Regions from separate parts of the Mus musculus genome. Here all the other regions are linked to region 1. Evidence: chromatin loops called from intact Hi-C (ENCODE). Cell type or tissue: left cerebral cortex. All regions are shown on one strand.

What was found. A loop is a pair of places that touch in the nucleus more often than their neighbours do. Peaks named below come from ENCODE experiments on the same cell type or tissue, not always from the same donor. Only the 100,000 strongest peaks of a DNase experiment are listed, where the experiment ranks them.
Region 2: it touches region 1 in a loop (6-fold over the local background); 8 of 42 quality-filtered maps call a loop at or near these places.
Region 3: it touches region 1 in a loop (5-fold over the local background); 7 of 42 quality-filtered maps call a loop at or near these places.

The regions. Positions count from the first base shown.
Region 1 is chr5:119,666,477-119,674,476 of GRCm38, forward strand. Tbx3 (T-box 3) reads left to right here and starts at 4,757. Exons shown (of 8, transcript NM_011535.3): 1 at 4,757-5,928; 2 at 7,550-7,817. The coding sequence starts at 5,540. It overlaps Tbx3os1 (T-box 3, opposite strand 1), which reads right to left and starts at 5,032. Exons shown (of 4, transcript NR_166476.1): 1 at 4,775-5,032. In left cerebral cortex, a CTCF peak has its summit at 4,266; DNase peaks (open chromatin) are centred at 3,474, 4,170, 5,700, 6,071 and 3 more places; H3K4me3 peaks cover 4,375 bases; H3K27ac peaks cover 2,131 bases.
Region 2 is chr5:120,437,223-120,445,222 of GRCm38, forward strand. Lhx5 (LIM homeobox protein 5) reads left to right here. Exons shown (of 5, transcript NM_008499.5): 5 at 2,736-4,235. The coding sequence ends at 3,103. Among named protein-coding and RNA genes, the nearest start is that of Lhx5, 9.3 kb to the left of the region's middle. In left cerebral cortex, a CTCF peak has its summit at 3,706 (motif pointing left); a DNase peak (open chromatin) is centred at 3,689.
Region 3 is chr5:119,835,379-119,843,378 of GRCm38, forward strand. It overlaps Tbx5 (T-box 5), which reads left to right. Exons shown (of 9, transcript NM_011537.3): 2 at 1,498-1,682; 3 at 3,318-3,412; 4 at 5,389-5,508; 5 at 6,375-6,522. The coding sequence starts at 1,536. Among named protein-coding and RNA genes, the nearest start is that of Tbx5, 4.7 kb to the left of the region's middle. In left cerebral cortex, no CTCF peak of the experiment used is centred here; DNase peaks (open chromatin) are centred at 45, 459, 2,750, 3,032 and 5 more places.

The DNA.
Region 1 (8,000 bases):
CTAGGGACAGAAATGGAACCTGGGACCCAAGAGGACGAGAAGAAAAACAGGGAAGGAAAGCCAGAGGAGGGTCACACTTGTGCATTCAGAGAACTCTTTTTGGACAGGAACAGAGACACGGGGGAGGCAGGGGGGGAGAAGAAAGGAAGAACAAGAAAAGAAAGAAGGAAGAAAAAAGAAGCAAGAGGGGAAGGCTAGAAGGAGGAAAAGGAAAGAGGTGATATTCTTTGCCCTGTTATCCAGCACAAAGGGTTGTGCTTGTACTAGGCAACTTTTCAAGGATGCTTCCTCAAAGCACCAAGTCACTAGCCCAGGGAGAGCCAAGCTCTCCCAGTAAGTTTTAGGGAACAGGAGGTAAGGGAGCCCCACCCACCCAATTCAGGCTCTGTCTAAGATGGAAGACCAGTGTATGGGGGGGGTGGGCAGACACGTATGTTGCTGTGCTGGCTGGGAGGGGACCTGAAGTGTTAAGGTACACCAGGTGTCCAGAGAGAGGCCAGGCTGGACCCCCGACAATAAAGAAATCCTGTCCCCCAACAGAGAACAGGAAAGGAGAATGAGAATCCTACACTCGGCTCCAGGCAGTCTTTTTGTTTGTTTGTTTTGTTTGTTTTTGTTTTGTTTTGTTTGTTGAGACAGGGTTTCTCTGTGTAGCCTCAGCTGTCCTGGAACTTACTCTGTAGACCAGGCTGGCCTCGAACTCAGAAGTCCGCCTGCCCCTGTCTCCCAAGTGCTGGGATTAAAGGCGAGTGCCACCACTGCCCGGCAGCTCCAGGCAGTCTTAAAGTGTACCAGTGTCAAAGGGACTAAGATCCTAGGATCAAATCAGCCAGGACATCAGGCTCCCAAAGAGCCATTTCTGCCCTGCCAGGCTACCAAGAACTTCTCTTCCGTGGAAAAGTTAATGTCTTGACTTCTCCTAAATTCATCCTCAGGCCCCCGACCCTCCAGGAGAAACCCCATGTCCTCCAGCCGCCAAGATATCCGATAGAGAGACACCTCGGCCTGAATAAAGCTGTGTGGTGAACAGGAGCGAAGGTTTAAGAGGGCATAAGAGCATAACAGTGTAACAGCATGTCTCACGGAGTCCAGCCAGACCTCACACAAGCAAAGAGACTTTCTAGAGCAGTTCTAGCCAACCACCCTGCTTACTCCCCATCCTTTCCCTCCACCCCCCTCTTAAATTTCAGATAAACACCATTCGGTCACAAAAGGGTCAGTGTGTCTGTCCCCTTTAAAGTGTGAGGCAGGAGGTGCCATAGGGAAAATGGAACATTGCAGAGGCGCCTTCCCGTTTCTCTGGCTTGCCAATGCCTCCTGGGACAGTTGGCTGAGGCGCGTAATCCCCTTCTCACCCACCCACCCCCACATTTGAAGCCCCATATCTCCTCTTTTGCCTCAGAAGCTGCCGGCATTACAGTGCTTTTATCTTGTTCAAAATCCCAGGCCCTTATAGTGGGAGGGAAAAAAATCCTACCGCCAAAAGCGAGAGAATATTTCTGCTAGGGACAATGGGTTCCCATCTTTCACCCATTTTCCGATTTTGTTGGAAAGACTGGCTACGTTCAATCAAGGAGTCTAGAAACAGAACCTGTCTACACCGAGGGTCAGCAGCTGGAAGCTCACGAGGCCCGCTAACCTTGTAGATTCTCCAGGAGGCCAGGCCTGCCACAAGCCTAAGCAAGACTCTGGCCAATGTTTAACCCTAATGCAGTGGCCACCAGGCCCCTTTTGTTTGTTCGCAAATTAATCACCCAGCGCAAGGCCGGCGCCAGAGTGGGTTTATCACCCACCAGGAGGGGGGCGCGGCGGGCACGTAACGACGAAGAAGAGTTCGCACCTTCCTGCTTTTGATCCTAGCTTCGCCGTGGCCTCCCTGGCAGAACACGAGCCTCCAGGGGCAGCGTCTGGGAGGTCAGTCATAATTGGCGGAAGTTTGTAGACCATTAGCAACATGTAGACATTTTCGATTCTGAATCCCGCAGCAAACTTTCCTCCACACCCCCGCCCTCCTCCCCCTTTCCCTGGCGCACTGGAGTGAGGGGTAGAAGCTAGAGAAGTGGCAAACTGGGATGAGCCCAGGGTTAAGTTAGAGCTACAGTCAAACATAGGCAACTGAAGGGTGTTTGTGTGTGGGGTGATGTGAGGGGTCAGAAATTGCTCTGGTTCCAACGCTGCGGCCAAAAAAGCAAGGCCAGATTATTTGCATGCAAAGTCATGGAGCTCGTATCGCGTTTGCAGAGCAGACCCCTGAGGCCAGAACTCTTGGTACCGGTTGCCAAGGTCTCTCCGGCTAGCTTGTGGACCTTCAGGGCACCGCGTAGGTGACCAAGGGGTCAAACAGGCTGCAGATGCATACCACTTTCCTGCACTCCACTCGGGAGCGCAGAGATTAACCGGCCAATGTCGGTAAAGCAGATCTGGGTTCTAGGGCGGCTCTGGCGAGAGTGGCTAGGCAAGGAGGGGGAGGGGAAGCCTTCTGCCAGCAGAGAATCCGCGCTGACCCCGGTGGCCCGTGCTGAGAGGGCCCTGGCCTGGCCTCTTGTACTCTCCAGCAATCTGGAACAGGGCCTAGGGAAGGGGTGTTAGCGAGCCACCGCCTTTGGTACCACCTCCTGTTTCCGTTTCTCTCCCTCTTTCTCCCTTCTCCACCGTGAGCACGCGAAAAGTCAGAGAAGGGGAAAGAAAGGGGCGAGATGGCAGGTCACACCAAGTTCAAAGAATGACTCTATTCCCATTGGCCGCACCAGGGAAAGCTCAGGGCTGGCGCCAAACGCTCTTAACCTTGTACATCAAAACACGTAAGACTGGAAAAGCTCGTGGCCTCAAATGTTCTGCCCTACCTGGGAGAAGGAACTGCCTATTCACCCAATAGCTGCTAGTTTGAACCTGCAGTTGGGAAAGGGGTCCTGGGCGAGGAGTTGGGGGAGGCCCCCAGGGGGAAAATCTAGGCGCAAATGGTCCACACGGAAACATTGAAAGCTTAATCTCTAGGCCCGGAAACCCAGCCTCCTTTCTGTTCCCTTTCCAAGCAAAGGTCTTGTCCCAGGAAAACTAAAAATTCTGCTAAGTTGCCCTCCATTTAAACTGGAATGTCCCAGTTCGCCTTTACCCACAAACAAGGACTGCAGGTTTGCGAGGGGAGTCCTACAGGGTCACCCAACCAAAGTCTGATCGATCAGTTGGCCTTCCTCCCCACCCTAGGATGAGCGGAGACCTTAGTCTCCCGACATCTGGGGTAAATGGGGGTGGGAGACGTTTCACGGTTTGTTTTACAAATTCGCCCCCGACGTCTGCCACGATAAGTCCCCAGGATAGAGCAGGAGCGGAGGCACCCAGAGATAAGTGTGATGCCTGAGGAAGATACGAGGCTGGTGCACCTCCCCCCGAGCAGCTCTCCAAGCCCAGAGCGGCAGCTCCCTACCGAGCTGGCCCGGAGGTGAGGGCAAAGGCTCTCAGGAGACAGGCCCGCAGTTCCAGGCGCTCACTTGTTTCAGCTGCTTCGTTCTCTCTACACCCACACCCCCATCCGGGTGGAACACTGGTGTCGTCATCCGAATGGAAGAGGAGCTGGGCTCAAAAGGGTCAGTAAATACATTTTTTAAAAAAAAAAGGAGCGAGCCGAGCGTAGACTGGGCCAGGCGCGCAGGCCTTGAATGCATTTGCGTGGTTTATTTTTCCGCGTGGGGGCTCGGTCTCAGTATGTCGGCGCGCGTTCGGGCCCAGAATCCCAAGGGGCATTTGGGTCTCTGCACGTGGCTGCGGGTGGGGAGCAGGCAGCGGGCAGAAAGATTGGTGGGATCCCCTGCGCTAGTGGCTCGGGAATCCGAAGCACCCGGGCGCAGGAGCTAGAGGATCTGACTCAGAGGTGGCTGGGCGGTTCCATGTGGGGCTCCCTTCAGAGCTACGCGAGCCTGGAGCTTTTGTTAAGGCTTATTGGCCGAAAGAGAGGTTCGGCGGCCAGCTCGGCTAGCCCGGGGCCCGGGAAAGGGAAGAAGCTGCAGATCCGCACAAGAGAAGCGGCCGCGGGCTTGAACTGTAGCGCTCGGAGCGCGCGAGAGGCGAGCGCCCCTGCCCGGCGCCTCGGAAGCCGGGCAAGCTGCCTGGCTCCCGCCCTCGCTCCCTCCCCCTTCCTCCCTGGCCCAGCCTCCTCCCCGGATCCCCCGGCTTGGATGGCTGAGGCCTTTCAGACGTAGGCTGAGCTGAGGAGCCGCGGCGAGCTCTCAGGCTGCTGCGAACTCTCTTCTGGATCAGCCACCTAGAGGCGACTTTGGTGAGCGCGCGGCGCCCTGGTGGCTCCCCGCCCTCCCCTCTGATCATGTTGACATAAACGCAGGACAGGCCGTAGTACCGCGCGGCGCAGCGACGTTCCAGTTTCCGACACCTTCTTTTTATAACTCGGCTCTATTCCCCCAGCACTCGACCTGTGAAAACCACGCCTATGCAGCCACACAATTGGTCCGAAAGCGTCAAAGAGCCAATCAACAAGCCTCGGGCTCCCGCAGCCCACAGCGCTGCCGGACCGTCCAGAGCCGCCGAGCAGACGCCCGGGGAATTCTAGAGGCGGAGGAGGGTGGCGAGGTGCTCGCTCGCTCTCTTTCTCTCTTTCTCTCCCTCCCTCTACTTGCCTACTCCAGCTCCCAATCACTCCGTTCTCTTCCTTCTTTCCTATTTTTTTTTTTTTGCACCCGTCTTCTTGATCCTCCCTCGCCCTGCGTGCCCGGACGCTGATTTTTTTTTAATTTATTATTTTTAGGAAAGCGATTTCGCTCACGTTTTTTTAGCACAAGGAAGACAGCCGGCTCCCCGAGGCAGAAGATCGCAGGCACCATTCGCTCGCCACCCAGACTCTGCGCGCAGCCCGGAGCCAGAGAGGAGGATCGCGAACCGAAGCCAGCTTCGCAGTTCTAGTTTTGAAAGCGCCGCTGGAAAGGGGCTTAAATCGCTTTTTTTTTTTTTTTTTTTTTAAAGGAGAGACTTTTCCTCCCCCCCTTGATCTCGCTGCCTGTGAAAGCCAGAGTCTAGCTCAACTAAGACGCCTCCTGCGAGAAAGCCAGAGAAGAGCTAGGGGGCGGGGGAAGGAGTCGAAAAAAAGGTTAAAAAAAAAAGTCTCCGAGAACCTTGCGCTTTGGCAACAAAGAGCGTGGGAGCCGGGGAGCCACCCCGGGAAAGGGCTGCAGTGTCTATTTCCAGCTAAGCCACAGGGCTTGGGCGCCAGTCGAGCCCCTGCTTGCTGCTTGCCCTACTGAAACCGACTTCCAGGAGCGGCTTTTCCAACACACTCCACGCACCAGGACAGCCCCTGCAGCGGCTATGTCTCCAGATCTGCTGCCGCTTTGTCCTCTTTAAAAGCGGCGTTCTCTTCCCCCCAAAGACACTTTCCCCCTCCCTTTCAAACGCTTTATTTGTAATTTGCCCTCTTTTTTATTTTAAACAAAACTATGCGTCGCTGTTGAATTTTTTAATTATTATTTTTGAAAAGCAACAACAAAAGCGGAGCCAAGCCAGCAGCTGCGGACTGGTTCCCTGTCTGGAGTGGATGAGCCTCTCCATGAGAGATCCGGTTATCCCTGGGACAAGCATGGCCTATCATCCCTTCCTACCTCACCGGGCGCCGGACTTCGCCATGAGCGCGGTACTGGGCCACCAGCCGCCTTTCTTCCCCGCGCTAACGCTGCCTCCCAACGGCGCCGCGGCGCTCTCGCTCCCCGGAGCTCTGGCCAAGCCCATCATGGATCAGTTAGTGGGGGCTGCTGAGACCGGCATCCCTTTCTCATCCCTGGGACCCCAGGCACATCTGAGGCCTCTGAAGACCATGGAACCCGAAGAAGACGTAGAAGATGACCCTAAGGTGCACCTGGAGGCCAAGGAACTTTGGGACCAGTTTCACAAGCGGGGTACAGAGATGGTCATCACGAAGTCAGGAAGGTAAGTAAGTAATCAGTGGGGGACCCCTCCCCCCAAACCATCTGAAAAATTTCACATCTCTTTTGTCTGACTCTTAAAACAGTAGATTCTGGCTGACTGTTGACGTTTGAAACGAAAACTTCCTGTCCCCCCAAATATGCGGAGACTCCAGGGCCCTGCCTTAAGGGTCAGGAAGTTTCAGCCTACCCGGGCCCTCAGTATGGTTCCTAGGGACTCGTATCCGGGGTTCCTTACAAAATACAGGGTGTTTTCCATTGAAGGAGACCGCGCACTCGGCTTCTGCAGCATTCGAGAAAATCACCTTGTTGCAGGAAGCCCGTTTGTGAAGCCATTCTGAAATATTCTTTACGTTTAGTTCTTTCTGTTGGATTTTATTTCCCAGGACAGACCTTAAAGCCCCTCTTAGACAGCAGTGGGAGACCCGGGAGGATTCCGCAGGCCCTTTCTACTCTTCAGCCTTGTCCCTGGGGCTGAAGGGGACCTAAGCCTGATGGTGTGAGACAGAGAAATCAGTGGAAGAGGGGAGGACCTTCGGGTTTCTTTCCCGTTGCCATCTCCGGAGTCTGCAAGCCCAGGGAAACCGTAGCAGGCAATTTTTACAATTAAGGTTATGTGTGTAGACCCAAGGAACCCATGAGACTATGCACCTTGTATTTGAATATTGTTACCACTTTACGTAATGTTTAGTGCCCTTGCCTGACCGAAATAAGTCTATTAAGGACCCCAATGACTAGTGTTTAAAACCACCGATTTAAGAAAAACAAAAACAAAAACAAAACCAGAGGTAGGTAGCATTGAGGTTTATCAAGATACCAGTTGGAAGGGCACGAAAATAAAACCCCACTTTCGGTCTCCTTCCAAGCTACTTGAGGCCAAAGTTTGGCACGGGATCGTTTTCCAAGCCACAAGACATTTAGTCGGGTTTTCATAACCGGGCACTTCCTTTTAAGTCAAAAGTACAGAAAGCCAGCACTTCTGTGAAATTAAACAGCAGTGGCCTACAGAGTAGAGGAATGTGGTTTATAGCTTAAATCACGGATGGGTTACCAGGCCCGGACGCTAGCCTGTCTTAAACCTCGGCTCTGAGAGCTCACTCTAACAGGCACACAGTTCGCCAGCCTCAGTCCATAAGTGAGCATTTATTTCCTCGATAAGTTTTAATGTTTTCTCATCAGCCAGCTGGTGGAAAATCCGCACCTTTATTAACCCTGGGTTCTTAGAACCCTGCTTCCAGTTGTTTCAAACTAAATACATTCAGGAAAGAAGAAGAAGAAAAAAAAAACTTTAAGAATCCATCCCTCTTTATAAGAGGGCAATCTAAACAGCCACATAGACAAACATGTTTGTTTGTTTTTAAGAAATAGTAGATTCTCTTAGAGGAGGTTGCTGTAATTGATTTGATTTGAGGCTTGGGATTAAAAAAAAGGAGATATTGAGCAGTTTTCATGTTAGCGTGGAAGTAAACAATTTCGCTTGCAGTTGCCTTACAGACTCCCTGGTCCCAGCAGAAAGCGTTAAGCTTTTAGACAGTGCCAAGCAACTTGGAAGCCAAGTCTGAGGTTCTGAGCCATTTACGGGGTGGGCCTTATTTATGTATTTGCCTTTTTCTGTGCTTTTGTAGGCGAATGTTCCCTCCGTTTAAAGTGAGGTGCTCTGGACTGGATAAAAAGGCCAAGTATATTTTATTGATGGACATTATAGCTGCTGACGACTGTCGATATAAATTTCACAACTCTCGGTGGATGGTGGCCGGTAAGGCAGACCCCGAAATGCCAAAGAGAATGTATATACACCCGGACAGCCCCGCTACGGGGGAGCAATGGATGTCCAAAGTCGTCACTTTCCACAAACTGAAACTCACCAACAACATATCGGATAAACACGGATTTGTAAGTTTCATTGACTATCATCAATAAAGACTCTCAGGAGGTCTGGCTTCCTGGTAAACTCAGAATTTGGGCCCAGACTCCTCTCTTGACTGCTGGTTGCTACACATAGCCAATTTTGTTAAATTTGCAACCTAGTTGCAGAGTGGATTGGGGGCGGGGTGGGTGGGGGTGTTGCGTCCTGGG
Region 2 (8,000 bases), 770 kb after region 1:
TTGGTCCCTTTCTTCTCTTGTTCCCTGGGACTTGTGCCCCATCCCGGTACCCCATCTTCCTTAGTTCCTCGCTGTGGCCAGCTCCCTGAGGAAGGAGGGAACTGCCCGGCTACCCTCCCGGTCTCAGAGCCCTCTGTGGGGATTTGCATTTCTCTGGACCGCCGAGCTTTGCAATCTGTGGATCCATCGGGAGTGTCTATAGCCAACATCCCTGAGCCCTTGGCTTGCTTGGGGGCTCCAAACCCAGTTTCAGAGGCAAAAAAAAAAAAAAAAAAAAAAAAAAAAAAAAAAAAAAAAAGCAATTCTCTTTAAAAGGTGGATTCAGAAACAATGCTGAAGTAGAGTGGCGGTGAAGCCAGGCAAAGCCGGGTAGAGAGAGTAAGAGAACCCCAAGCCGGACGTCCATGTGCGGAAGTCTGGAAAGTTCATCTGTAGACCAGTCCAAGGTCCCTGAAAATCACTGGCAAAACGTGAAGCGGTGATTTTTAATGTGGTGGCGCGCCGGGGGATGGGGGGTGCGGACTGGGGAGCCGGAACTGTGGGGCGATGGGCGTGACCTAGGGTGTCTAATCTTTCCACCTAGCTTATCTTCTCCACCCCAAAAAAAAAAAAAAATTGACCCGAAGCCCGGAGATAGTGGGGGCGGTACCAGCCTAGAAACAACCCCCCCCAGCCCCAACCTGAGTAGTTAATCAAGGTTTCAGGGAGACCAGCCCACCCTGCATTGATCTAATCCTGCCGACCTTACCCTCTCTGCAGACCTGAGGGTTAGGGTGGGGGACAGAACACCAGAACCCTCTTTTTCTCTGAAAAGGGGATGGGGGCGCTGCCCCCCAACCCCCAGCCCGGCAGCCCCGCCTAATCCGCACTGGGAGATCCCGGTGGCGGCGGCCGTCAGCGGGCGAGAAAGGGGCCGGGTGGCGGGGCCCGCGGCTCCCCGTGGGAGCTCGGACAAAGCCCCAGCTGCGGCTTTTGTGCCCTTTTCAGACAGCGTTTGTTCCAATTACCTCCGGCCCGGCCGCCATATGGGCGGAGGCGGCGCGCACGGCTCTAGAGCCACGGCCTTCCCTGCTTAGCGCGCTTCCTTTCCGTTCCTTTGAGGGCCCCCAAATTCGTCTCTCTCTCAACCTTCCTCGCTTTCGGTCAGAATGGAATTTGAGTTTTTTCAAAAAGTAACTGGCGGCCGTTTTAGCTGTTACCTTAACTACCTCCACTCCAGGAAGGTCTCCAGACAACCCTCCTCCCACCCACCCCCACCCCCGATTTGGATATGTTTCAGGGTTTCCGAAAAAGAAAAAAGAGGGGCGGGGTGACAATGACATCCAGAACCCGCCGGTGAACTCGGACCCCAGGGCTGAGCAAAGGGTGCGGGTTTTCAGAAGAGACCCTGACCTCTAGGTCGCCGGTTTTCCCTGCTCTACAAAGCGAGTTGTCTCTTTCAACAGGCTGTTAGGCGCTCCTTTTGGTGGGGTCCTGCACCCTAATCTTGGAGGGGCCCCGATTTGGAGGTGGAAGAAACTGTGATCAATGGGGAGGCCAGAGGGTGCTCACAAAAGCAATTTCTTGTGATGGTTTGAACGCCTGACCTATGAATCCTGCATCCCTGAATTTGTGGGAAGGATGTGCATTTATTTGTGTCAACTCTCTTCCAAAGATCTCTGTCCCCAAATACTTCAAGAATATCCTGGGTGTCCTAGCAAGGCTCATGAGGCTCTAGACGCCCCCCCCCACACACACACACACAAACACACACAAACACACACACACACACACACACACACACACACACACACGAAACCCGCAAGTGGCCCTGACCTCGGGCCCCTCAGTGACAGACACTGAGCTTGGCTTTCTCAATTCTAGGCAAGACTAGCAAAAATGCCAGAGAAGACACTGACGCTGTCCCTGGCTCTGCGCCCTTTGCGCCCTGGGCCAAAGCGCCGCTTCATGCGCTCTGGCCGCTGCCGGGTCCTGCTTCTTTGGCTGGGGCCCCAACCCCGTTCTGAACCACTTTGGTGCTTTGAGCTGGCAGCAGCCATTCGGTCCCCAGGCTCCTTTCTTAAAGCCACCCAGCCTAAGGCAATTCCTGTTCCTCTCAGTCTACTGTCTCTCTATCTCTGTGCCCATCTGTCTTTTTACCCACATAGTCTTTCTTTCACCTTGCACCCTTACCGCGGCTTGTTTGTTTGTTTGTTCCTGTACTTGCGCTTACGCCTCTGCGTGTACTTAGCTGTTCAGAGTAGGGTGACACGTCTGGGACTAGTTTCTATCACCTCCCCACCAACCCGGTTCATCTCTCCATCTCTCCCTTGACTTTACGCCTCTGGCCTCTAGGGCTATTTCCTCCTCTCTGTGTGTTTGGGAGCCAGCGATTTCTCGCCTCCCTCGCCTGTGTCCCTCATTGCTCAGCGTCCTGGTAGTATCTATGTCTCTCTCAGTCCCTCGGTCTCTCCGTTTATTTCTCTCTGTTACTTCCCAGCCTTACCCATGGTCCTCCTCGGTCCTCTTCCCAACCTCAAGGCTTTCTCCCTGAGTCTCTCAGAGCCACCCAATGTCTCGGTCTAACCTAGAATCAGTGGCATGTTCTCACACACCCTCAGCATATATGTACTGACAGCCCTATCTGGGCGCCCTGGCCTTCGCATCCTCGAGTCGCCTTCGCGTGGTCCCCTAGGTCCCTATCGGCCCTGGCAGTCTGTCCTCACACGGTCTCTTATCCCTTTTCCCTCCCGCAGACTACCAAAGTGACTACTACGCTCCGGGAGGCAATTACGATTTCTTCGCGCACGGTCCGCCGTCACAGGCGCAGTCCCCTGCCGACTCCAGCTTCCTGGCAGCATCGGGACCTGGCTCGACGCCGCTGGGCGCGCTGGAACCGCCGCTGGCCGGGCCTCACGGCGCGGACAACCCCAGATTCACCGACATGATCTCGCATCCGGACACGCCGAGCCCCGAGCCGGGCCTGCCCGGTGCGCTGCACCCCATGCCGGGAGAGGTGTTCAGCGGCGGGCCCAGCCCGCCCTTCCCCATGAGCGGCACCAGCGGCTACAGTGGACCCCTGTCGCACCCCAACCCTGAGCTCAACGAAGCGGCCGTATGGTAAGGCCGAGGGGCTGAGTTGTCCCCCTGCCACCAAGCCCGGGACGGGACGCCGCCTGGGTAAGCCTCAAGAGTCCTCTCGTGGGTTCGCACCCAACCAGGCCACTCGCATCACCACCCCTCAGAGCTTTGGCACGCGCCTGCGCAATTTCTCGGGACCAAAGTCAATATTCTGAAGGGTCGAGATTCCAAGCACATCTTAGAAGCCCTCCGGATCCCCCACCCATCATCACCTCCTTGAACTAAGAGAGGGGGATGAGGCCAAGGAGCGGAGACCATGGCACTACCCCTCCCTGCGAGCCGAGGCATTGTGAAATCCTATTTCTCACTTTCTCTTTTAAAAAAAGAAAGAAAGAAGGAAGGAAGGAAGGAAGGAAAGAAAGAAAGAGAGGTTGAAAGGGGGAGAGAAAGAGAGAGAGAGAGAGAGAGAGAGAGAGAGAGAGAGAGAGAGAGAGAGAGAGAGAGAGAGAGAGAGAGAGAGAGAGAGAGAGCGCGAGCGAGCTGAGGAAAGCTCAGCCAGAGAAGAAAAATGAGGAGGACCGCCGGTGAATGGTGGCTTTGCAGGAAGACAAATCCACCTGCGAGTTGGCGCCCCCTGGTGGCTCAATGTCAGCTTGTCTAGGAAGGTGCGCGGTCTGGGCCTGGCCTTCCTGAGCCCAACTCCCTGCTCCTCCATACTTTGAGTCTGAGGGGCCTGGCAGGATTCGAACCCTCCCACCCTGCTCTGACCCTGAGCCGGGCGCCAAGTCATTGAGCATTTGCCCACGGATCACTCTCCCTGCCCGGGACCTGGAGGCTGGGCCATCAGGACGAACAGTATTATACTTTTTTGGAAGTCGGACGCTTCTAGTTTCCTTATTTTGTATAAAGAAGAAACAAATAAAGTATGTTTTTGTGTCTACTGTTTATTTATTGTACTCTAGTTATCTGGGGCTGGACATTTTTATATTTTTAAGAGGAGGGTGGGGCAGAGTTGGGGAGGGGAGCCAGAAAGAGGTTTACAAAAAAAAACAACAACAACAAAATAAAACACACACAAAAAAATACAAAAACAAACAAACAAAAAAAAAAACAAAAAAAAATCAACTTTTTTTTAACAAAAAAGAAAGATTAATAAAAAAATTCTTTTTTCCCTCAACTCTGTGTGGTCTTTTTTTCATCCAGTATCTTGAGAGTCAGGGTAGGTGTCCCCAAAATTACAACTTGACAGTTACAAAGACCCCTCCCCCACCCACTAGGGCAGTAATTCTCAAACTATGAGTCGAGACCCCCAGGAGAAAAAAAAAAGACAACAAACCTTTCACAGGGCTCACCTGAGACTATCAGAAAACACAGATAGTTACATTATAATTACATAATTACAGTTATGAAGTAGCACCAGAAATAATTTTATGGTCAGGGATCACCACAATGTGAGGAAGTGTATTAAAAAGTCACAGCCTTAGGAAGGTTAAGGACAACTAAGCTAGTGGCTTTAGCTTTAGTTTTGTTCCTTTTTTTATTTCATTTTTTTTTTTACTCTGTGTGTGTGTGTGTGTGTGTGTGTGTGTGTGTGTGTGTGTGTGTGTGTGTGTGTATGTGTGTGCAGAGACCAGAGGACAACATTTGGGACCCTTCCTCCAGATGGATCCCGGGGATGGGACTCACATGCATCAGACTTTGTAGCAAACGCCTCTACCAACTGATCCCTCTTGCTAGTCCCATTTGGGGACTTTCTGTAGTGGACAATTGTCTCTGGTGCTTTGATCCAGATCACAAGCCAGCCAGGTGCATAGTAGGTCTTCAGGATGACTGAGAAATGAACAGGTGCTTGTTTCTGTCTCCTTCAATTATGTCAAAAAGAAGTGTAGTCTAGCATTCCGGATGTACACCTATAAATCCCAGCACTTGGGAAGCTGAGGTAAGAGGATAGCAGGTTCTAGGCCAGTCTGAGCTACATAGTGAGACCTTGTCTCATAGAGGGGGTGGGGACTGGGAGAGATTCTAATTTCTTCTTTTTTTAATTTTATTTATTTATTTATTTTTATTTCATGTGCATTGGTGTTTTGCCTGCATGTATGTCTGAATGTGAGGGTGTCAAATCTTGGAGCTATGGACAGTTGTGAGCCGCCATGTGGTTGCTGGGATTTGAACTCAGGACCTCTGAAAGAGCAGTCAGTGCTCTTAACCGCTGAGCCATCTCTCCAGCGTGGGATTCTGAGTTCATCCCTATTTATATTGCATGTGATTTCCAGATGGCTGCAAACAAAAGCAGAAAATGCTATGGTCATGTGCCCAGCAAGGTACAGTCATCTTTAAGGCTGCTGGGGAGGACGGGTTCTGGAGAGTGAGCCTGTGGTTCTTCAAGCCTTGTGGAGTGTGCACTGCCTTTAGACAGACAGAAATGGCTATGACTTTTGTTGATGTTGTTGTTGTTGTTGTTGCTGCTGCTGCTGCTGTTGCTGTTGCTGTTGCCGTTGCTTTGTGTTTTGGGACAGAGTCTTGCTATATAACCCCAGGCTAGCCTCGAACTTGAGGCAATGCCTCCTTAGCACAGAGATTACAGGTGTGCCCCACTGTGACTGCTGTGGGGGGGGGGGTTAGGGATCGAACCCATGACTTCATGTATTCTGGGTGAGTGAGTACTCTAATCACTCGGGTTGAATATGATTTAGGAGACCTGAGACCACACCTAAAAACAAAGCCTCTCTCTTCTCTGCCCCAGTTTCCTATCTTGGAGAAGCAGAAGCTGGGACGACTGCTTCATTCCCTCCCTTCCTATTTAGGCCTGATAGGCCCAGACAGGCAGAAACGGTGTGGAAATGAGTGGAAGTGTCCACCTTTGGGTCCCTTGTCACTCACGCTCAGGAGGGGGAGCTGGTCCACTTTAGCATCGGTGAAGAGGGTTTGGGGACAGGGAGAATGAGCTGCTTGAAATGAGCTCAAGAAGAGGAACCTGTTCCATGGTCCTTGTGGCCCTCGAAAGATTCCTGCAAGGTGGCCAAAATTTCCCCTTTGCATGCACCTCTTAGAAGCTCTTAGGTCGTCACCAGATAACAGCCAGCTGCTCATTATGGAGAACTGTATCGAGCGTTCAGATCAACAAAAGGCAGAAAAACCCATCACCCGGAATGCCAGGCACTGTGGTGAGGAGAGGTCTGTCCAGCCTCTTTTTCCTGGGTATCCTCCCTCCCCACACACACCACCCCGCACCCCAACCCTACCACTTCAAATCTCTGTGCAACTAGGTGCTTCCTCTCCCACTGAGGTCAGACAAAGCAGCCCAGCTAGTAGAACACATTCCAAGTACAGGCAACAGCTTTTGGGGTAGCCCCCATTCCAGTTATTCAGGACCCACATGAAGGTCAAGCTGTACATCAGCTAGATATGAATAGGAAGCCTAGGTCCAGCCCTTGTATGTTCTTTGGTTGGTGAATCAGATTCTGAGAGCCCCAAGGGTCCAGTTAGGAGACTCTGTTGGTCTTCCTTTGACTTTTGAAGCCCAGCGTTGTGCTCAGAGCACAGCCATGGGGTTACCTGCCAGCTCAGAACATCTTTCAGGTTCATGACAACCTTCTAGACCATTGGTTTTTAACCTGCAGATGGCCTCTTTGGGGGGGGGGGTCACATATCTGATATTTACATTGTGATTCATAACAGTAGCAAAATTACAGTTATGAAGTAGCGATGAAGTAATTGTATGGTTGGGGGCAGGGGGTCACCACAACATGAGGAACTGTGTTAAAGGGTCTCAGCATTAGGAAGGTTGAGAGCCATTGGTCTAGACAGAGCCATATTTAGTCTCTAGTTCCTTGACCAGATGAGCAGCTTGGTTTTGTGTGGGTTTTGTTGTTTTGATTTTAACAAACCTATCAGGCCTTGCCTACTTCCTGCTGGCTCCGGAGCACTAGAATAAACACCTTCCCAGTGACTTCTCTGCAAGCATCCTGGAAGGTGTTGTTGTCCCCTCAGGAAGCTAACAAAGGTTGAGGGACTTGCCCAAGGTCACACAACTATGACTCAGCCCACACATGCATCGGGTTCCCTTTCTGTTCCTCTGGGGTGCCCTGGCTGTGGTAGATTCTAAAAGCACTGTGTGGGGAGAGGGGGGTTGTAACCCCAACCCCATCTCCACCAGAACCCCTGATGGCTTTCTGGCAGTGTGTGAAGTTTGTAGAGAGTCCTGTTTAGAAAGCTGAGGACTGGTCCCTGGCTTTTCTGAAGACAGGCTGTGACAGCAGCTGGGGGATGGGGAAGTAAGGAGAAGAAAGAAGGAAGGACATGGGGAAAGGGATGGAAAGGGGAAAGAGGAAGAGTAGAGGAGGAGGGGAGGGGACTCGAGAGGAGAGAGGAGTCTCCAGCTGCTTAGGTACTCCAGCCACGTGTCTGTGTGGGACACTTGAGTCCCAGGGCATCAGGGAGCTCCATTCGTGGGCACAGCAGAGCTCACGCTGGGACGGAAGAGAAAGGTTCAGGGAATTGGTTCCTGTGTTTGGACCCCATCCCCAACTCTCACCCACGCACACAAGTACACCCGCACACATGTACACCCCCACATACATGTACACACCACACATACAGATGCACACACACACATGTACACATACACACACCAGACAACTTAACAAGAAAGTTCTTGAGAAAGTCTCACTTGGCCGACCTCAGTCCCGCTCTCATGAGCGCATTTTAGCATCCCAGATGCCTGCAAGGGCCCAGGGCCACAGCGAGGAAGGACTATACCCTCACCTGCCCCAAGACAGTGTCCTGCAGGTGCCAGTGGAGGTCCAGGGAAACTTGGTAGAACAAAGTCTGTGAAAGGCTGAGTGGGAAGGCCATTTGTCTCCTAGAAGCCACAATTCTTTTCTTGAAGTAGAACCAGAGGGACACACCTGCTAAGATGTGTGTGTCTTGGTCCCCAGCAC
Region 3 (8,000 bases), 170 kb after region 1:
CTGCAGAGTCTGGCTTGCAGAGATTTTACCCGAGCCTTTCAAGGCAAGAGGGAGCCGCCGGGAGGCTGCCGCGACTCGGGGAGCAGCGTTGAGGCTTGCAAGGCACACGGCCTGGTTCTGTCAAACCACATCTTGCTCGTCTCCGCCGGCCTCTAAGCTTCCCTGGATCCTGGCAAGGGTTCCGGAGGGTTTCTCCCTATGGCTGGCCGCGAATGGGAGAGCGTATGTGGGGCTCCAGCCCTGTTTTTCTTTGTTATGAGAAGATCATGGGGGATCCCATGGCAGTTTTCCCCAAGCTCCTAAGGCCAGAGGAAGAAAGAATTGGGCCTCAGAAACGATCTGTGGCGGTTTAGGTCTCAGGCCGCTTCAAACCAGGCTGGTATGCAGGCTTCTTTGCCTAAGAAGCTGCTAAAACTGTGGGAAGCCATCTCTTACTTGAGGTCTGCTGGTGTTTTGAGGTAGAGGCAGTGGTAGAAATCCTCCCTTGAGGAAGGGGGTTGAACTAAGAATTTCAACTGCTTGCTTCATCTTCTTCTGTTGAACACTCGGGGCTGCCCTACCAATGTACCTCCTTCCCTAGCAGTCCACTGAATGTCTGCAGCCCAGAATTTATCTGGGACTGATTTTAGGCTGTCCGACTGGGAGCCAGGCTGGCAGTTTGAGTTAGCCAGCCCCGTTGAAGCTCAAAGACATTCCCTTTAGCTTGATTACTCCACGAAAACGCCTGCACCACCGCCCCCACCCCCCACTCTCCCGCAGCCAGCCGATCTGAAAAAGATCCGTGAGGGTACAGCCCCGCCACCGGCAGTGGAGAGTCAGCCACCGAGTTGTAGGCCCCTCTCTGATTTGGATCTACCTCCAGCTCTCCCTGGCTACTTTATTTATTTATTTATTTATTTATTTATTTATTTATTTATTTATTTTCCATTGGTATTGCTTAGGCTTGGGGAGAGGCTGTTTCATTTTAATGCCTGTAACAGATGATGAGAGGGTTATTATCCTCTATCCTCCGGGTATATCTCTTTCTCCCCTGTTTTTTATTTTTGCAAGACGCGGGTTATTCTGGGCCTTTTGTCTATTGTAGAAAAATAACGTCTCTTAGGAGGTTTCATTTTTTAAAAATTGCTGGCATGGTCTCTTGGATTTGACAAAGACCATTTCTCAAAGGGGCACAAGGTTTTTGTTTTCTGTTTTGTTTTGGGTTTCTACCCGATGGCTTCCAAAAATACCGACGCCTTATCTTTATTGGCTCTTCCAGGAGTTCAGACAAATTTGACGGACAGCTCTCTTATCACCCAGAGCCTGTGCAGGGGAGATGTGGGGGGCCTTGCCGCCTCCTCCCTGTCTGAAGCGGGTCTTTCGCAAGCGGTGGTGCGTGGTCGGAAAGTATAACAATAAAAAAAGACTTTCTGAAGCCTCCTTCAGCTTGGAGTGAAGGGTCAAACAGCTTGTCCCCTATGTCGCTAGACACTCTCCAACTCCCTCTCTTGTCCTCAGAATAGAACCTCGCGCGGGCACAGGAACCCCTGCGCACCATGGCCGATACAGATGAGGGCTTTGGCCTGGCGCGCACGCCTCTGGAGCCTGATTCCAAAGACAGGTCTTGCGATTCGAAACCTGAGAGTGCTCTGGGGGCTCCCAGCAAGTCTCCATCATCCCCGCAGGCTGCCTTCACCCAGCAGGTAAGAAAAGCCGGCCCAGCGGCAGGCGTAGACCGAGGACTGAGCCCAGCTCTCTGCTAACGGTGCAGGGGGGTGGGCAGGGCCAGCTATTCCCTCTATTTCCTGGCTAGTCTCACCAAATCTCCCCCAATTCCACTCTATCCCAATCCACTTTATCGAGGCGTTTATCTTTATGGCCTGCGTATTTTAGAAACCTATTTACATTATTGGAGAGCTCTCAATTATCCGACTATTTGGGGTCAGCTAACAACGGGCCAGATAATTCTCTCCCAGCTGCCCTGGGTATGCCTTATTAAGGGTCGGGTCAGCGGCCGCTTCAGGCCGGCATGAGCGATGACTTGACCCTCCTTAGATCTTTCTTAGCCTTCGCCTCGGCTCGCCTGCTCTGCGCAACCCGCCTCGCCCCTCATACAGTACCATTTATCTTGCTCCGGGGCCTGGAGGAGCTCCCTGACCCGCCGAGGAGAGCACACAGGGGCTGGAACCAAGGCACCCAGAGCCCGGCTGACTGGAAGTTGGTCCGGAGTGGAGGGAGAGGTCTTGTGGTCTGTTATTTGAGTGGCCATCGTTTTTTGGGGGCGCTAAGTAGGTTTAAAACTAGGTGTCACTGGGAAGGCTTGACCAGAGAGATGAGTTTGATCTAGAAATCTTGTCCAATTGATGTGTGTATAGCTTTTAATAAAAGCAAAGAGGCTTAAGAATAGTTTGGGGAAATTTACATAACATTTTGAAAAGGGAAAACAAGTTCACTTTTTAGTCGGTGGTTGATAATTGTTTCACAATGAAGAGTAGTGTCTGACTGTTTTGGTATTGGTTTTTAGAAATAACTTCCAGTGGAAAGAGAAAATGTTAAAAGGCTTAATTGGTTGCCCCAAGTCAAAGAAAGGCTGGGCGGTGGTGCTAGATAAGGCAAGAGTCTGGAAAGATTGTTAATATAGACACTGAGGGGGAAAACTACTTTTTTTGGTCCTTGAGAAGAAAAACGATTTTAAAATTGAAAATTTCTACATAGTGGCTCACATGTGTTGGAATCTTAGCACTTAGGAGGGTGAGGCAGGAGGGTTGCCAAGAGTTTGAGACCACTTTTATGCGCTGCATAGTGAATTCCAGGCCTGTCTGGGCTGCAGAGCAAGACTTTGTCTCCAATATTAATAACAACAATAATATTGAAAATTTTTGTATGTTCATATTTAGACCCAGTGATGACGGACAGCGATGTATTTGCATAGCTGTGTGTTTTGCATCTGGGTGACAATACAAAAATATCCTAGTGGGGTTTTCTAGATGGATCCCCTCCCAATCATGTTTCAGCTAAAAATGGATCCAAATTAGATGGCCTGGTCCTCTAGGGGGGAGCTCTGTGGAGGGGAATAATTCCCAGGCCTCAATCTGGTGGAAGAGACAGCAGGTACTAAGGACTGAGATGCTGCTGGACGCAAGCTCCAACTCACCTAGGGAGCTGTAGGCAGATGCCATGGGTCGCCCTAGACTTTCCATCACTCCCCAGAAGTCAGAGCGCTCTTTCTTTAACCGCACAGACTTTGGTAGGTACTTGGCCTCTGCATATAGGGGGGAGTTTGAGAAAGGATTCCCCGCTAAGACCCATCACTGAAAATTTTCTCTTTGTCTATCAAGGGCATGGAAGGAATCAAGGTGTTTCTTCATGAACGTGAACTGTGGCTGAAGTTCCACGAAGTGGGCACAGAGATGATCATCACCAAGGCAGGGAGGTGAGCCAGCTCCTGCCACAGAAGGAGGACAGTCATTGGAGGGAATTTAAAACAAAACAAAACAAAACAAAAAACACGGAAGAGGCTTGGGAGAAAAAAATTAGAATAGAGCCAATATTCAATCAGGGTTCATTCTGGCTAAAGAGTCCTCCGCAGGATGGAGACCTAACCCCCCAATGCTTACCTCCGGGTAGGATGTTCGTTCCCGATTTTATAGGAGGATTAAAGAGAAAAAGGTGGAGGCGGGGAGAAAAGGTGAAGAACGGGGAGACTGTAGAAGGACTTTGAGTCCTTAGACTTGGACTTGCTCCCTGGCCTCCACCCCTATTCCCACCTTCTCTGACCTTGGAATAGTTCCAGGGTCCCCACCCGATGATTGCCAAACCCGGGATTGTTGAATGTATTCGCTACCTCGTTCATTGTTTATAGAGAGCCGGTAAAGTCTTTGAAAGCTAGTGGCGGGGGTGGGGTGGGGTAGCTCTTCAGCGCTCTGTACACAGACACGAATAAACACAGCCGATCAGCTATTGCGCTGGGCCCAAACTGCTCTTCAAGGCCGGCAGGAGTTTCAGCTAGAGAGGCTAGGCTAGGTCTGGGGTTGGAGGGTGACAGAAGAGTTCAAATTCTGTGTCTTCGGTGTGCATTTGTGTGTGCCGGCCTGGGGAACGACCTCATTTCCCCAGCGGCCTGAGCTACATGTGTCCCCACAATATAAGAGGCCACCAGTCTGCCCAGTGCAGGGGTGCGGAAGAGACAGAGGCCAGGGCAGTAGGCCCAAGCTGCCGGGTGCGTAAAGGGTGGAGTTGATTTTTCCAGATTCCGCGGGTTCTCCAGCCCAAGCCGCCCTCAATAAACTGACAACGGTGACGTTTATTATTTCTTGAAATTAAACAATGTCGGCTCCCCCGCTCAGCCTGAGGCCCTTAGTGAACCAGAAGGCGGTGGGTCTGTTTATATCAGACATCTGAGGTTCCCTTTCCCATCCTGCCCAGGAGGGAAAGTCCCAGCCGGCTGCCTTGTCGTCCTCGCTGGAGCCGAGAGGATTTAACTATAAAAGGCCTGCACTGTCTCTGGTGCCTCTTGCTGGGGCAGATAAACACGAGGAGGTCCGGGCTCCGGCCAGCGATGGAGAGGCCTTCTCTCACCTCTTCCCACGCTGCACCAACCTAAGTCCAATGACTTATCCTGGTGCGCAAATCCAGCCGGATCCCTTGCTTCCTGCAGCGCAGTCCTCACCAGACGTTAAGGAAAAAATATTCTAGTGGGGCCGAGGTATGGGGGAGCCGAGTTCTGTACTAGTTGTGTGCCTTCAGCTTTCTAGTTCCGGCTTCGGCTCGCTCTAAAAACCGATCTGTGGAAGGGGTTGGAATTTCTTTCCTGAGTGCCTTGGAGTTTAAGCTCCCCAGGGAAACCTGCCAAGCGCGTGGAGAAGTTGCAGACCATTTATGAGTGACCGCACGTTGGCCATACGGGGCTGGTCACTAACCCAGAGAACTTGGGAACCGCGTTCTGGTAGCCACGGTTAACTTGCGCCTCTGAGGGCAGAGGACTAAAGTTAGTATTCAAGGTGATGTGTCCCTAGGGTGCCACCTTGGATGGCAAACCTCGAGCTTGAGTGAACAAGTGGCTAGCTTCGTATTGAATGAACCTCCCCCTCCCCCTGATACTAGATTATCCAGCTGAAATGGAGTCTCTCTAAACTTGAAAATCTAGAGGCAACAATCCCTGGGCTACACTTTCTTCTGAGGTTCCTGCAGTTGCTGTGGCTGCCTCCCTTCTCTCTGCGCCTTCTTCTCCTCCCGGTAACTTCAGGGGAAACCCGGCCTGGATCTCACGGAGGATGGAGTGGGGCCAGTGGTTTTCAGTGGAAAATGGCTGAAGATCAGGGACCCTCTCTTCTGAGTATCTGCACGAATCTCGCCCCTTCTTTCTCTCTGCCTGTTCCTCCATTCATCTCCCTCTTTCTTTTTCCTCAGGAGAATGTTTCCTAGTTACAAAGTGAAGGTGACTGGCCTTAATCCCAAAACGAAGTATATTCTTCTCATGGATATTGTTCCCGCAGACGACCACAGATATAAATTTGCTGATAACAAATGGTAGGTTCCAGGGTTCCAAAGGGCAGGGAGGGCTGGGAGGAAACTGTGTTGCCTAGCTCACACACAGCAACCGGAACAGAAAATCTACAATAATAATAATAATAATAATAATAATAATAATAATAATAATAATAATTTCCAACTAAATCTCAAGGCTTTTGTGCCTATCTTGTTGTATAATAAAAGGACCACAGCCATTAGCTCCCATTTCATAGACCTAAAAACTGAGGCTGTGGGAAGTAAGAGGACCCCGTGTACTTCAATACTCACATGGGCTGTACTTTTTTTTTTAATTCTTTTTTTTTAAAGGGTATTTTTTTTTAAACCAAGTACTGGATATATTTCTGGGGGGCATAGAATCATTTACAGTTATTTTTTTATGAGTTACCTGCTTTGAACATGACTTTTTATATGAAACTGCAAAACTGGCCAGTGGCTTTACTGGTAAAAAAAAAAAAAAAAAAAAACGGCAGAGGAGACTCATGCCTGGGCTCCATTGCTCCTCAGGCAGTGGGCAGTGCACAGCTCAGAGGCTGCTGGCTCCTTTTAAAAAGCATTTGCGTTTTGCAAATTTGAGAGTTTTGCACGTGCATATTTTCAGATACCACCGATAATTTGCGGGCAGCCGAGACTTTGAGGCCCCACACTCTCTGGCACTAGGCTGGGGGGTGGGGGAGCAGGCAGGCATGAAAGGCGGGAAGAAGAAAGGGCCAGGCCAGGGGTTTTCTTGGACATAGTGTGGGCTGTAAATGTCTGAAGGAGACGGAATGTACCCAGAACTTTGCCTTCGGAAGCAGCTCTCTTCTGACCAGCTACCTCCAGGCAGGCCGTGGAAAACCCCCGCAACTCTTTTCTCCTTCATGTAGGTCCGTAACTGGCAAAGCAGAGCCTGCCATGCCGGGGCGCCTTTACGTGCACCCGGACTCCCCAGCAACCGGAGCCCACTGGATGCGACAACTTGTCTCCTTCCAGAAGCTCAAACTCACCAACAACCACCTGGACCCGTTTGGACACGTAAGTACCCTGTCTCCCATTAATGTGTGACACACGCTCCCCCTTACTTCTCCCCAGGTCTCTATCTTCGGCCCCCTTTTCTGCGGCTCCACAGCCCTGGAGCTCTCTCCGGCAGCCAATTACTTAGCCCCAAGCTGTTCCCCAGCTAATTGGGACCCACCCTCAAGGCTGAAGTTGTCAGCTCTTTCATCACTCTAAACGGGACTTTATCCCATCTCATCTTTTTGCCTCCGCTCCTCTCTCTGTCGCTCCGCACCTGACCTTCTTGTCCCCGCTCCTAAACATTTCTTTGCTCTCTACAGTTCTCAGACTGAGAGGACACTCTCTCCGCTGCCTGTCCTGTGTTCTATCCCAGCTTCTCCATCTGTTAAAGCTTCTCTTTGTCACTGATCTTTCCTGGTCTCATGCCTCCTCTTTTACCGGTGGCAAGTGACTTCTGGCTCCGTTGCCCCCTTGAAGCTCAGTGCTTTTAGACTTTACCCAACTCTGCAGTCTCTTTTCTCCTTTCCGTGCACAGAGAGGACAAACCTAGACCAGGATCCTGAAAGCTAGCATCACTTTGGATCTATGAGAGGGGTCCAGGGAGTCCCCCAAACTGTGTGAGGGTACAGTGAGTGTGTGCATCCCCTCTCCCAGGTGATGTGTGTAGCCATTTCAATCTGGCCTCATTCTCCTTTCCCCCAAAGAACAAGAAAACACAGGCTTTTTGGAGAAATAGCCCCAAATCTCCTGGTTACTTTGGGCTTTTGAATTCTCCATTCAAAACCCTTTGTTAGATGACCATGCTCATCCTTGGACATCTGATACTCAAGGATGCTCTTGCAAAGGGGAGTCGGGGGATGGGAGAGAGGTTAGAAGATATGCCCAAGTTCATACCTTTTGCTTGGGGATAGGGATCTTACCAGCAGGGCTCATAGTCTCCAATTTAGGGAGATGAGGGTCTAGGTAGGTTGGACTTGGGAATAAGTTCAAATGAGAACTCTGCTCTTTCTAGGTGATAGTGACAGAGGCCAGGCCAACTGGGACCTAGGGAGGGAAGAGGGTCTCAGAATGGTCCACTGAGGGGTTCTACATGTGGGAAGGGGAGAAGGCTGGATTGTTGGTAGAAAGTTTTATCTATCCTGATTACTTCTTATGGATCATTGAATTCAGTGGTCCCAGTGCGGAAATGTCCTGGGGTTCTTCTGCTCCAGGGTTAGAAGGCTTGGGGCATTCCTCTGGTTACTGATCAGAAAGTAGGTTCAAGGTCCTGGGGGTGGGGGACTCCCTGCCTGCTTCCTTCCTTGGGCTCCCTCCTCAGGGATCCTTAGTAGGGGTCTCCATGGAATCTCCAGCTGGCAACTGAGTTTGTCTCACAGTCTCCTTTCAGCTTCAAGTTGCACCTCTATGTTTTGGACAGTACTTTTTGGGGTCATTCTGGGGTAGACTTCCAGGAAAGGTCCTTGGCCCTATCAACAGATACGAGCCACTTAGCTGTC